Regions from separate parts of the Homo sapiens genome. Here all the other regions are linked to region 1. The links are chromatin contacts, found by Hi-C or POLR2A ChIA-PET in ENCODE. All regions are on one chromosome and are shown on one strand. Each heading gives the region's core, a stretch centred on a gene start or an enhancer-like site at or near the end of the contact. The rest is flanking DNA. Distances are from core to core; before and after follow the strand shown. Region 1 overlaps DLGAP1 (DLG associated protein 1). Region 2 holds the start of DLGAP1-AS6 (DLGAP1 antisense RNA 6). Region 3 overlaps DLGAP1 (DLG associated protein 1).

Region 1 (4,407 bases), core at 680-3,179:
ACACAAGGAGCTCATTAAGAACTCCTTCATTCCAGTATTCTTTCAGCCTGATCTTAAAGCACAAGTAAAAATGTTCTCTTCTTTTAAATGGGCTCTGCCAAGTTAATTATGGACAGGAACACTAAGGTAAGGACCAGGGGCTCCGTTCAATACCATGCTGAAGAGGTGAGGCCCTCTGCCAAATGTTCACTGGAGTTATCGGGGGCTTAGAGTTGGTCTTTTCAAACTTTAGTGCAGTTAAGAATCACCTGGAAGTCCTGTTACAATGCAGATGCTAATTTAGCGGGTCTGAAGTGGGGCCTGTGATTCTGCATGCCTAACAAGCTCCCAGGGGGTGCCAATGCCACTGGTCCAAGAACCACATTTTGAATAGCCTGTTTTTAAAAACACCCTTAGAGCCTAAATTAATTGTTCTGGGGTGGGGCTCAGAAATTGAGGATATAATAATATTATTAATAAAATTCCCAAAATGATCACATGAATGTAAAATTCACAAAGCCTCCTTATTCCTAAATATATTAAAAGACGACAGGCAGCTACACTAGACCAGAAAGAAAAGAAAGAAAGAATACACAAGGAGCTCATTAAGATCTCCGGGACAGAAGAAAGAAAGAAAGAAAGAAAGAGGGGGGTGGGGGGGAGGGAGGGAGGGAGGAAGGAAGGAAAGAAAGAAAGAGAAAGAAAGAAAGAAAGAAAGAAAGAAAGAAAGAAAGAAAGAAAGAAAGAAAGAAAGAAAGAGAGAGAGAGAGAGAAGGAGAGAAAGGAAGGAAGGAAGGAGAGAAAGAAAGAAAAGGAGAAAAGGAGAGAAAGGAAGGAAAGAGAGAAAGAAAGGAAGGAAAGAAGGAAGGAGAGAAAGAAAAGAAAGAGAGAAAGAAAAGGAGAGAAGAAGAGAAAGGAAGGAAGGAGAGAAAGGAAGGAGAGAAAGAAAGGGAAGGAAGGAAGGAGAGAAAGAAAAGAAAAGAAAGAAAGGAAAGAAAAGAAAAGAAAGAAAGGCTTAGGTTTTAACTGTTTTTACCATCAGAGTCTATGGTTGTTATAAAATAGTCAAATATTGCAATCTATTCATAATTCTATTGTATTTTAAATTTGCGCTTCTGTTCCCGAAATAAGCTTCACCACTTGCAGCTTAAGCCACAGAAATGCGAACTCAGAAGGGACCGGGAGAGGAGAGAATGTTCTTTCAGCGTTAGAAATTTATCTTGTAAATAGAAGCTGGCAGTGGCCACATGGATTTTTTTTTTTTTTTCAGAGCTAGGGCAGGCAGTTAGTAGACCTCAGTTACAGCGTCAGCTCTGCCACTAACTAGCTAGTTAGACCCAGAGCTGCTCTGAGCCTTAATTTTTTATCCGTTGAAGGAGAGCCTTTGAAAGAAGATAACAGCAATCCAGGCCCCTGACATCCTTTGATTCTTTGATTAAGTCACCAACGTCAAACATGGAAAAACTTGAATGAGCAACTCGCTCAGGATTTCCTGGAAGGCACCCTGACTTGGAGAGTGGTATTATGCAAGTCCCGCAGTACACACGGCACGTCCCGCCCGGGCGGTCCTGCGCAGTCCTCAGCCTCGACCGCCCCCTGCCGGTCCTCCCCGGGACTGACGCCGCCACCCGCCCCCGGGCCGAGCGCGTCTCCGGGGAAACACAGACGCACTCTCAGCTCCCCTGGACCTACGCCGTCGTCCCCCCACCGTCCTTCCACGGGGGCGCAGGAAGGAGTGGGACGGAGCATCGGTGCCTTTTTCATTAGAATAGACACAAAGCCCAATTAATAAAGACCCAGAGAAGAGGAAGGGAAGAACAAGACCCAGGGGTTAGAAGAGAGAAGAACAAGAGCGGATTCTCAGCCATGGGACCGCAGCTTGTGAAAGGGGAGCTTTGTTTATTTATTGTCTAATCTCCTTGCTGCCCTGAGCTCGTGCAGCACGTTCCTTATCGGAATCTTGGGAGCTTGGGAATTTCCACAACAGAATATGTCGAATAGCTTATATTGCTAGCATAATAGAGTACATTTTGACCAGAAAGCTTTTATCCCTTTTCATGTGGTAGTGATTGTTCGGTGCTTCTCTATAGAAAAGTTAAACCATCCTCAATACGGTGAATATTATCTTTCCATTCTTTCACCCAAGGCATAAGAAATTACTATAATTTACCATGGCATAAAGGTAATAAAAGTGGGTAGAAGTCATCTTTCCAACACCTAAACACCTATCTGGAAAAGCTTTTGACCACCAACAGTACTCATTATTTCTGTCTTTGTACCTAATTGATTTAGTCAGAGTATCTGTGGCCATTTAAATACTATGTGATTCTGGTGATAATGGATTGATGGGGCATGTTTCCATTTCACTCACAAATGCTTTCAAATATACTTCTGCCTTATAGCGTATGCAATTATACTTTCTGTTCAGAATCTGTGAAGTTAATGATTCTTCACATTTCCTGGAAAACTTTTATGTTTTTGTTCAGATGAATGAGTAGTTATTTTCTCTAAGTATAAATTTCAGAGCTGTTGCATTTCTACAGCTAAAGCCCATGTAAAACATAGCCAATGAATGGGCATTCATCTGTGTTTCATGGCACATCAAAATGTATTTTAAATGCCTTTTCCTATGGCCACCTCCAGTCTTTTTTGCCTTAATTATGGCATCAAGGTGACTATTAGGAGTTTGCAGTAGCCAGTGATGTGGGGGTAAGGCAGGAGCAATATTCAGGACATGTGTCTGGTCATTAAGAAGTACCCAAATTTCTAGAGACTCAGAGAAGAATAAGAGGAAAATTCCACCACCTCCCTTCTCCTGCCTGCCTTCTCTCTCCCACAGTGACAGCACTGACCTATCAGACAGGGAAAATGGAAGATGCAGGCCTTATGCATAGTAGTGCCTGTCTCCAACCAGGTCCCAAGTCCACCCATGAGTACATTCTTCAAGTGTGCTCTTCTCACTGCCACACACACAGACCCTGGTTCATCATGGCAGACGTTTAAAAATTTGGAGACTAACTTGGTTCTACTTATTCTTAGGTACAAACTCAGTTCCAATGTCCAGCTTTGAACTAGATGGTGAACCACACTATTAGTTTTTCCTGCATCCTGACTCATTCATTGTCTGAAGGTGGGATTTTTTTAATTAAAATTTTATTTTGAGATTAAAATTATTTTGAGATAATTGTAGATTAACATGTAGTTGTAAAAATAGTACAGAGAGATCTCATGCACCTTATACCCAGTTTTCCCCCCCCACCCACCGTGGTAACATTTCAAAAAACTGTAGAACAATATCACAAAGAGGATATTGACACTGGTAGTCAAGATACAAACATTTCCATCATTGCATGGGTCCCTCATGTTGCCCTTTTATAGCCACACCCACTTCCCTCCCAACCCCACCACTTTCTTTACCCCTCGCAATCACCAATCTGTTCTCCATTTCTGTAACTCTGTCATTTTACATGAATGGAATCACACAGTATGTAACCTTTTGGGACTGGCTTTCTTCATTCAGCATAGTTCTCTGGAAATTCATCCAGGCTGTTGCTGAGAAGTATTCCATGGATGTACTACAGTTTAACCATTCATTCCTTGAAGGATATCCTGGTTGTGCGCAATTTGGGGCGATTATAAACAAAGCTGCTGTAACCATTCCTATAAAGGTTTCTGAGTGAACATACGCTTCATTTCTCTAAGACAAATTCCCAGGAGTACAATTCTTGGGTCATATAGTAGTTGCATATTCAGGTTTTAGACAAACCATCAAACTGTTTTACAGAGTGGTTGTACCATTTTACATTCCTACCAGCAATGTATGAATGATCCCTTTTCGTTGAATCCTCACCAACATTTGTTGCTGTCATTAATTTTTTGTTGTAGTCATTATGATAGGAGTGGAGTACTATCTTATTGTGAATTTAATTTTCATTTCCTTAATGACTAGTGATGTTGAACTCTTCTCCTGGGTTTATCTGTGAAGTGTTTCTTCATGAGTTTTGCCCATTATCTAATTGGATTGCTTGTTTTTTACTGTTGGGTTTTGAAAGTACTGTATTTATATTAGGTACTAATCCTTTGTCAGATATGTGATTTTCAATTATCTTCTATTTCTAGCTTATCTTTTCATCTTCTTAATCAGGTATTTCACAGAGCTAAAGTTTTTAATTCTGATTAAATCCAATTTATCAGGTTTTCACTTTATGGATCATTCTTTTAGTGTTGATTCTAAGAACTCTGCCTAGCTTAGAATCCCAAAGCTTTTCTTCAATGTTTTTTCTAAAAGTTTTATAGTTTCATATTTTACATTTAAGCCCTTGATCAATTTTGAGTTTGCGTAAGGTGGGAGACTTACGTCTTTTTGCCTGTGGATGTCCAATTGCTCCAGCACCATTTATTAGAAAGGCCATCTTTCCTCTTTTGAAT
Region 2 (4,407 bases), core at 875-3,374, 120 kb after region 1:
CTTAAAGGGAGATGTGGCTGGCTTGGTGAATGGGCAATGCATGGAGGTGGGGAGTGGGAAATTGCAGTGGGGGTTGGAGTGGTGAGGCCGTTCAGGGGGCTGGAGTTTCAAGGTTGGGAGGTGGGAGAGTAGTAGGTCAGTTATGTACCCATGGGACTGGCAAATCCAAAGTAAGGGTGCTTTATCCCTTTGGCGGATTTAGTACCATTACATTTTACAAAACCAAGTTGAAAAGGCAGTATTTGTGGCATTCGTGGCAGAAAGTATGATGCTACTCTAAACTCAGCAAAAGGTGCAGGCAGCGGTGTTTCAGAGTGGAGAGAAAAAGACCTTCTCACCTCGAGGAGAAAGTGCATGTTGCAGGCCTGTGGTAGGCCAAGCAGAAATTCAAGTTCGCTTTGCGCATCAAAGTGGAATTTTACTGAAGGACAATCCAAGTTCCTCCCTGCCTAAAACGATATAAGAGACACAGAAACAAAATCAAGCAGCACCATGAGAATGACCTTGGCTGCAGAAACTCCCAGTAGCAATTTGAGCACTGAGTTTCAGTTAATTATCTGTTGAATTACAGATAACAGTTGGTTCACTCTGGGCCGTTTTGATGTTTTATCAAGGAATGGCTTTGAAGTCATAGTTTTACATTGCCTGCTTGGTTTGAGTGCAGTATTCCACTTGCCAACAAAAGGATACAGTGACAAAATACAATTTTCATTTTAAAAGTCAGAAAGTCAAGAGAGCATTAAGTAATTTTAAAACTATTGTTTTGCTAGAGGTTATTAGTGGGTGTCATGGCTGGTCTACACCCCCAGGACAGGGTTTTGTTTTCTCCAGAAAGATGAGAGTTTGAGGGAAAACAAAGGCAGGAAGCAGAGTGACTGCTTGGGGCTAGTCCGGCAGCCTCTGGCCACCTTCCTCATCACTCAGCCTCCTCTGAGTCCCTGGGGCTCACAGGAAGTTCTCTGGAGTGGCTGCGGATACCAGAAGTCAGGCCCACTGCGACTGTTGCTTGAGCATCTTTTTGGGCAGCTTATTGTCTGAGGCTCGGGAGCATGCTGTGTTGTAACCGTGTTAGAATATATGTGTGCAGGGGCAATTTGGGAGTGCGGTTGTTGGGCTGGGGGGACGTGTGTTCCATGCATGCATTCTCAGTGCATCTGAAACGTGGAACTCTTACAAGCATGCTCAGTGGCACGTGTGTCGGACACTATCTCTTGATGAGAAATCAAACCTCAGATGGTCGGCCTTGCCACTGCTTAGCTAATTACCGTACTTGCAACTTTCCATCTGCAGAATGAATTCAAGGCAGCTTCGTGCAGCTTTTCATGTCAAAGAGTGTGCACATCAGTGGAAGAAATCCACTGTCAGAAATGAAACCGCTTTCCTTTTTTAAAAAAAAGAGACTCTGCTCTATATTATCCTAGAGCTCTGAAACTAGTATTAATATTTTAGGTAGATTCTCTTATTCTTTTCAAGGAAAAATAATTGTCAAAGTCCTAAGAGAAAAACAAACCAAGATTCCATTTGCCACTCCCTACCAAGTGTCTATGGCAGGCAGTTTTGTTTCTTCTTTTCTGGAGCAGGGGTGCCCTCTTCCGCACTGTGCAGCTTCATAGCAGCTTTTTAAATCAGCAAAAAGAAAAACCCATTTTGTGTCTCATGAATGCTAAGGTTAAAGGTGGAATGTCCTTTGAATTTAAACAGAAACACTCATCAATGCTTTGATTATTTTGCAATGAGGAAAAATAAGTGAATAGGGAAAAAGTTCAGTTTGAAAGAAATAATTGCAAAGTCTTATCGATAACACTGATGAATTCTCACCTCTGATTTTAGATTGATAATCCCAAACTCCGAGAAAATTGGGGTCAGAGAGAAACATCTAGACAGCAATTTGACGGAAGGGGGAAACAGTCGCACCAATGGCAGGGAAGGAAAAACCACTCACAGCAAGAATTCCACAAGAGTCTTCTAAATATTTCTCTGAATAAGGTCTTTTCTCTTGAAACTGGAGCAGGGAGATAGATGTTAGGTCTACATATTTTCACCAGTAGGGCCAAAACATTGGCCTTATCAAGGAGAAGTGGGAACACAGGTCATGGAAGAGCTGAGTCACCCCTGAGTCAGAATGACTCTGATATTCTATAGGCAGCTATTTATTTCCAGGGAAGGAGGGGCCACCCGAGCTGGAAACTCTTGGTCCAACCGAAGTGGTGTATTCAGACATGGGGAGTGGGAGTGTTCCAGCAGGCACAGGCCTGGAGGGACAAGATGAGCCAGCCGTGGTGGCAGGCTGATGCAAGTCTTTGCCAGTGATAAGCAGCATGTGTTCTGTGTTGAGACTTGTCTGCAAGGCGATTTGTTTATACCTCATAGGTGAGAATCTAAAACACCAAAAGGACATCACATTCTTTTGAAAGCCCGTATGAAAAAAATGAAGGTTGTCTTCTTTGGAAAAGTTCCACATTTCTAAATATAGGAACAGATGAGCCTCTCTGAAGAAATCAAATAAATGAGGGCTGGGTGCGGTGGTTCACACCTGTAATCCCAGCACTCTGGGAGGGCGAGGCAGGAAAATAGCTTGAGGCCAGGTATTCAAAGTTCAAGACGGCCGTGAGCCACAGAGCGAGTCCCCCTCATCTCTACAAAAAATATTTTGTAAAAGTTAGCTGGTTGTGGTGGCATACACCTGTAGTCCTAGCTACTTGGGAGTCTGAAGTGGCAGGACCAGTTGAGCTCAAGAGTTTGAGGCTACAGTGAGCTATGACTGCGCCACTGCACTCCAGCCTGGTCAACAGAGCGAGACCCTGTCTCTAAAATAAAAACTTTTTAAGGAAATTCTGTTGTTCATAGTATGACAAGCCAGGTGTCCAAAAACACCCCAAAGGGATTTAATGTATTAAAAATATTCCTAATGTATTGATGTCATTCCCTCTGTAGGTGAACTCTGCCTTTGTCATTGTGTCTTTCTTTCTTTTCTTTTTTTTTTTTTTTTTGATACAGAGTCTCGCTCTGTCGCCCAGGCTGGAGTGCAGTGTTGTGATCTCGGCTCACAGCAACCTCCACCTCCCAGGTTCAAGCAATTCTCGTGCCTCAGCCCCCTGAGTAGCTGGAACTACAGGCGCGCGCCACCACGCCCGGCTAACTTTTGCTTTTTGTTTTTTGTTGTTGTTGTTGTTGTTGTTGTGTTTGAGACAGTCTTGCTCTGTCTCCCAGGCTGGAGCGCAGTGGCGTGATCTCGGCTCGCTGCAACCTCCGCCTCCTGGGCTCAAGTGATTCTCCTGCCTCAGCCTCCCGAGTAGCTGGGATTACAGGTGCCCGCCACCACGCCCGGCTATTTTGTATTTATAGTAGAGACAGGGTTTCACCATGTTAGCCAGGCTGGTCTCGAACTCCTGACCTCAAGAGATCCACCCACCTCGGCCTCCCAAAGTGCTGGGATTACAGGCGTGAGCCACTGCACTCGGCCTCCCAAAGTGCTGGGATTACAGGCGTGAACCACTGCACCCGGCTTAATTTTTGTATTTTTAGTGGAGACGGGGGTTCGCCTTGTTGGCCAGGCTGGTCTCAAACTCCTGGCCTCAAGTGATCTGACCGCCTTGGCCTCCCAAAGTGCTGGAATTACAGGCATGAGCCACCTTGCCCAGCTGAATCTTTCTATTTTTAGAGCAAAGCCATGTGCTCAGCGTGTCAAGGTAGACTGTGGTAAATCCTTTAATAAACAGATGCTGATGGATTTACCACCAGTAGTAAACTGAGAATGAAGTTTCAACTTTTTGTTTGTTTGTTTGTTTTTGTTTTTTAGGCAGAGTCTTGCTCTATCGCCAGGCTAGAGTGCAGCGGCACATTGTCGGCTCCCTGCAACCTCCACCTCCTGGGTTCAAGCGATTCTCCTGCCTCAGCCTCCCAAGTAGCCGGGATTACAGGCGCCTGCCACCATGCCCAGCTAATTTTTGTATTTTTAGTAGAGAGGGGGTTTCACCATGTTGGCCAGGATGGTCTCGATCTCCTGACCTCATGATCCGCCCACCTCAGCCTCCCAAAGTGCTGGGATTCCAGGCGTGAGCCACCGTGCCCAGCCAACTTTGTTTTTTTGAGACAGAGTCTGGCTCTGTCGCCAGGCTGGAGTGCAGTGGTGTGATCTCGGCTCACTGCAACATCCAACTCCCTGGTTCAAGCAATTGTCCTGCCTCAGCCTCCCGAATAGCTGGGATTCCAGGCACGCATGACCACACCCAGCTAATTTTTGTATTTTAATAGAGACAGGGTTTCACCATGTTGGCCAGGATGGTCTCCAACTCCTGACCTCATGATCCGCCCACCTTGGCCTCCCAAAGTGCTGGGATTACAGGCGTGAGCAGCCATGCCTGGCCAGTTTCAACATTTTTACTACCGGAAATCAAAATGTTAGTC
Region 3 (4,407 bases), core at 1,059-3,558, 67 kb after region 1:
TTGGGAAGCTGAGGCAGGAGAATCACTTGAACCCCAAGGCAGAGGTTGCAGTGAGCAGAGATTGCGCCTGGGCAATCCAGCCTGGGCGATCCAGCCTGGGCGACAGAGTGAGTGAGATTCCATCTCAAAAAAAAAAAAAAATGCACCATTAATAATTATACTGGGGGCCGAGCGCGGTGGCTCACGCCTGTAATCCCAGCACTTTGGGAGGCCAAGCAGGGAGGATCACCTGAGGCCAGGAGTTCGAGACCAGCCTGGCCAACATGGTGAAACCTCATCTCTACTAAAAATACAAAAATTAGCTGCGCGTGGTAGCACAGGCCTGTGATCCCAGCTACTAGGGAGGCTAAGGCAGGAGAATCACTTGAACCCAGGAGGCAGAGGTTGTAGTGAGCCGAGATCGAGCCACTGCACTCCAGCCTGGGCAACAGAGCAAGACTCTGTCTCAAAAATAATAATAATAATAATAATTACTATTATTATTATTATACTGGGATATATGGTCACCTTAGTTAAAATGACATTTTGAGTCTGGAATTGTGTTTAAGTCCTGGGCCCTTGGTGAAACAATATTTTAATGCTCCTTGGGGTCTGATGGTTTGGGCAGAGTAGCCTTTTATGAAGAATTATACTGCGACTAAATCAGTATGATATGTTTAGCTCCATATTTTCCAGCAAATTTTTAAGGGATAAATACAGATAACTCATTGCAACTATAATACTGCACCATACAAGCACAATGCTGTTGACAAGGAGGTATACAGAGCAAAGCAAAACTGCATTCTAACCCCCTGAAGTTTCCTGGAAAAAAAAAAAAAAAGTAGCCTGAAAAGTTGAAAATGTTTCTTTCCACAAAATAAACTGGAATAATCCCTTCATTTATTTTAGAGTCCTTTCAGATAGCCTTGCAGATGGTTCGCTGAAGTCATCATGCCAACAAAATTCGTTTGACTCAAAAATTTAAATAGCCCTACCAAATTATGTGTGTTTCTCTTCTAATAAAAAACTGAATGTCTTATTTCTATCTGCTAAGCTTATTCCACTCTGCAGTTTGTGAACTGAACTACAGAAATAACTCCTTAGAGATGCACACTTTTGTCCTCTATTACCCAATTCTGGAATCCCCAAATATAGTGTTATAAATGCTGACTTTTCTCATTTGCTTTTGCATGTATTCATGTCTTGTCTCTTTACACAAGACTGCTATCCAAAACATCCAAAAGGCATTAAATACTAATATTATGGAATCATAAAGGTGTTCTTTCTTCTTCTAATTGCATGCATTCCTGCCAGTCTCTATGACCACAGCTGAGTGACAGATAAAGCCCAAATTAAAAATACTTCCCTCTTGGCAAGATACCTCCAACCCAGTGGGCTGCTCAGTTGGAAAGCTGGGAAGTGGAGAGGCATGAGTCACTGTGTTCTCTCAGACATTTTAATTCAGAGTTGTTTAAGAAGATTTAAAAAAAAAAATCAAGCAATGGACCCCCAAAATGACCATTTCTCACTAAGTCATGAAATTTAATTTTTTCTTTTTCTTTTTTTTTTAGATGGAGTCTCGCTGTGTCACCCAGGCTGGAGTCTGGAGTGCAGTGGTGCAGTCTCGGCTCACTGCAACCTCTGCCTCCCGGGTTCAAGCGATTCTCCTGCCTCAGCCTCCCGAGTAGCTGGGATTACTGGCGCCTGCCACCACACCAGCTAATTTTTGTATTTTTAGTAGAGACAGGGTTTCACCATGTTGTCCAGGCTGGTCTCGAACTCCTGACCTCAAGTAATCCACCTGCCTCGACCTCCCAAAGTGCTGGGATTACAGGCATGAGCCACCACACCCGGTCAATTTTTTCTTTAATGTGGGAAACAGAATTGCCACCTCTCCCTGCAACACCTGAAAGGAAGCATGGTCTCTAGGCAAAGCCATTCTTGCCAACCTCTGGGGTCCCTGGCATGTGGCACTCAGCCCTTCCCGTGGGCCCCGCAGAGCATCCTCCTAGGGGCTAGGATGTGGAGAAATGCAGTGAGGTGACTCAGCTGCTGTGTCCTTTCTGCTGTCACTGCTGTCTTGTTTTTACATTTTTTAAAGTATCTGTTCTTGGGTGCTTATGGTTTTACAAAGCAGCCCTAATGTTCCCAATGGTATAATTGCCTGATATAGCCATGACTGCTGCTCTGGGAACTGTCAAGATTAGAAGCCCTGCCTGTGAAGGGGAACGTGGGGAGGAATTTGTATCATGTAGGGTGCAGTAATCTCCAAGGAAATTCTCTTCGCAAAAACCGTGTGTGGAAAGTCTCCCTCTGGCGGCTGCTGAGGTGTGTTCATAGGGGAAAGAATGCATGTCAACCGTAAATGGAGTCTGTGAAGCTGCAACTAAAATGTTTCCAGAAAAGAGGGCATTTGGTTGCATCTTCGGGAGGAAAATAAGAAACAATTCTTTTCTAGAATTAAAAAACAAAAACAAAAAACAAAAAAGAACGAAAAGAGAAGAAGAATGCAGAGAATGTGTCCATATCTAGTGAACTTTCAAATATCCCTCCGTCTTCTAAAAAGAAACAAGTGGACAACAGCCACTCGCTCTCCTCTGAACACACATCCTCCTCACACTCCTCCTTCTACAGAGATCAGGGCCACTGCACTTTCGTGCTTGAAGCAGTTCTGGGAATTTCTGTCCTCTATTTTCTGTGTCTGTCTAGTTCACTACCAGTCTCATTTATTTGTCCTTTATAGTATTTCTTTATGATACTTCTCATGTTTTCTTGCCCTTCCTATTAATTTCTCCAGCCTATGCATGGACAACTGCCCAGTGGCATTTGGAGTAAATGCAATAAAATTCAGAGCACGTGAATCAAAGGCTCTCAGTTGGCAAGTTCAGGTCTTTTGTCAGGACAGCGCCACATTCCATCCCAAGGACCAGCTATATCCGGTGATCCTGAGACACAATCTTGACACCACTTCAAAGATTCTGGAATTTGGAATTCAGGACCTCTAGTGCCATCATGTGCCTGGGTCCCCATCCTCCTTCCTAACCCTTGTTTTCCCTGAATGGCCTCATGACCTGTTGGCACCATCAGGCTCCACATCTTAACCAGCTCTGGGCTGATCCTGCCTTCACAGAATTGAGAACACTCCAGAGACCCTTGCTTGCCTTTGTCCTAGCAAGTAAGCTTTCATGTCAATTTCTAAGACAAAGTCTCCATCTTATACTCCTTTCTGGGACTTGGATCCCTGTCCTCTCTCTTCTCCCTCTGTCCCTTACTGCTTCCTGGATGAACTGCCTGTACCTGAGTGGCTGCAGGAGCGAGCCTGTCATTCTCCTCAACCCCACTGGTAAGGGGCCTGCCACTGGGCTGCCCTGACTTTTCAGTTGTTACTTATTCCTCATCCAGCAGCTGTCTCCTTCCAGATCTGAGCCCTCTGGCTCCCCACAGAGATTTACTTAAAGTCTTCCAGCTGTGTGATTTGCTAAGATGCCAGCTACCTTGTTGTATCTGATTACTTCTAAGATGATACATATAGGATCCCATAGCCTGCCTCGCTCCCCTGTCTCTCAAACCCAGGGAAGGGTCTAGGAAGAAGCCCAGGATCCTAGGGCGCCTGCATGCAGGAAGTCCACAACCCTGCCAGGCTCTCCCCTAGGGGTCTGTTGCTGCCTCTCTTGGGAACTTGTCTATTGCCATCCCATAGAAAGGTAGCAATTTATGCCTTCCTGGTTTTGATAACATTTCCCAAACATGTTTACTCCTGTGAAGCATATCCAATTGAGCACCATGAAGCACACCTGCTATTTTAAAATTCAAGGTAGACGTCAGGAGCGGCTTACGCCTGTAATCCCAGCACTTTGGGAAGCCGAGGTGGGCGGATCACCTGAGGTCAGGAGTTCGAGACCAACCTAGCCAACATGGTGAAACTTCATGCCGGGCGTGGTGGCAGACGCCTGTAATCCCAGCTACTTGGGAGGCTGAGGCAGGAGAATCGCTTGAACCCGGGAGGCAAAGGTTGCATTGAGCCGAGATTGTGCCATTGCCCTCCAGCATGGGGGACAAGTATGAGACTCTGTCTCAAAAGTAAATAAATAATTAATTTAATTAATTAAAATAAAGGTAGTGTCAGGGTACTCATACATAGAGAATAACATAAATGTATACATCTCAACCTTACCCCGATATCTTGGCACACATTTGAAATCTTAAACAGTCACTTCAAGAACTCCCTATGTCTCTCCGTCTCTCACACACACAGAGCCCCTCCTACGACTCTTCTCACTCTTGACTCTTGAGGTCATCTTGTCTTATCTCTCTCTATGTCCATCTGCCAGATCGCAGCAGAATTACCTCAATTCATCCTAGAGAAACAGGTCCCTCTTTGCTCTGAACCCAAAATATACCAACCCAGCTTCAGATGGTATCTTCTCT

What was found. Hi-C counts contacts between places; a loop is a spot of excess contacts on that map. ChIA-PET counts read pairs that join two places held with the same protein, here RNA polymerase II (POLR2A). Pooled maps may share reads with other maps.
Region 2: a pooled map shows a loop between it and region 1 (2.3-fold over the local background). The contact joins the promoter of DLGAP1-AS6 here to the enhancer-like site in region 1. A Hi-C loop is called at or near these places in 1 of 50 pooled maps. POLR2A ChIA-PET finds 5 or more read pairs at or near these places in 5 of 52 experiments (AG04450, HEK293, OCI-LY7 and 2 more).
Region 3: a map of heart right ventricle shows a loop between it and region 1 (4-fold over the local background). The contact joins two enhancer-like sites. A Hi-C loop is called at or near these places in 34 of 168 maps with a recorded cell type or tissue (Caco-2, Calu3, G401 and 23 more), 1 of 37 single-sample maps with no recorded cell type and 24 of 50 pooled maps. POLR2A ChIA-PET finds 5 or more read pairs at or near these places in 1 of 52 experiments (K562).

The regions. Positions count from the first base shown.
Region 1 is chr18:3,768,678-3,773,084 of GRCh38, reverse strand. All of the region lies in intron 5 of DLGAP1 (DLG associated protein 1), which reads left to right. Among named protein-coding and RNA genes, the nearest start is that of DLGAP1-AS3, 110 kb to the left of the region's middle. RefSeq lists a silencer at 1,459-1,678. Within about 2 kb of position 1,929, at least 16 of the 41 ENCODE cell types and tissues checked have a DNase peak (open chromatin) inside an H3K27ac peak, as active enhancers do; they include adrenal gland, dorsolateral prefrontal cortex and heart right ventricle, where a contact is called at or near this core.
Region 2 is chr18:3,650,747-3,655,153 of GRCh38, reverse strand. It overlaps DLGAP1-AS6 (DLGAP1 antisense RNA 6), which reads right to left and starts at 2,124. Exons shown (of 3, transcript NR_188002.1): 1 at 1,943-2,124; 2 at 339-449. All of the region lies in intron 7 of DLGAP1 (DLG associated protein 1), which reads left to right. RefSeq lists enhancers at 2,031-2,325, 1,371-2,570.
Region 3 is chr18:3,701,717-3,706,123 of GRCh38, reverse strand. The region is part of intron 7 of DLGAP1 (DLG associated protein 1); the gene reads left to right. Among named protein-coding and RNA genes, the nearest start is that of DLGAP1-AS6, 51 kb to the right of the region's middle. Within about 2 kb of position 2,308, at least 5 of the 41 ENCODE cell types and tissues checked have a DNase peak (open chromatin) inside an H3K27ac peak, as active enhancers do; they include adrenal gland, dorsolateral prefrontal cortex and heart right ventricle, where a contact is called at or near this core.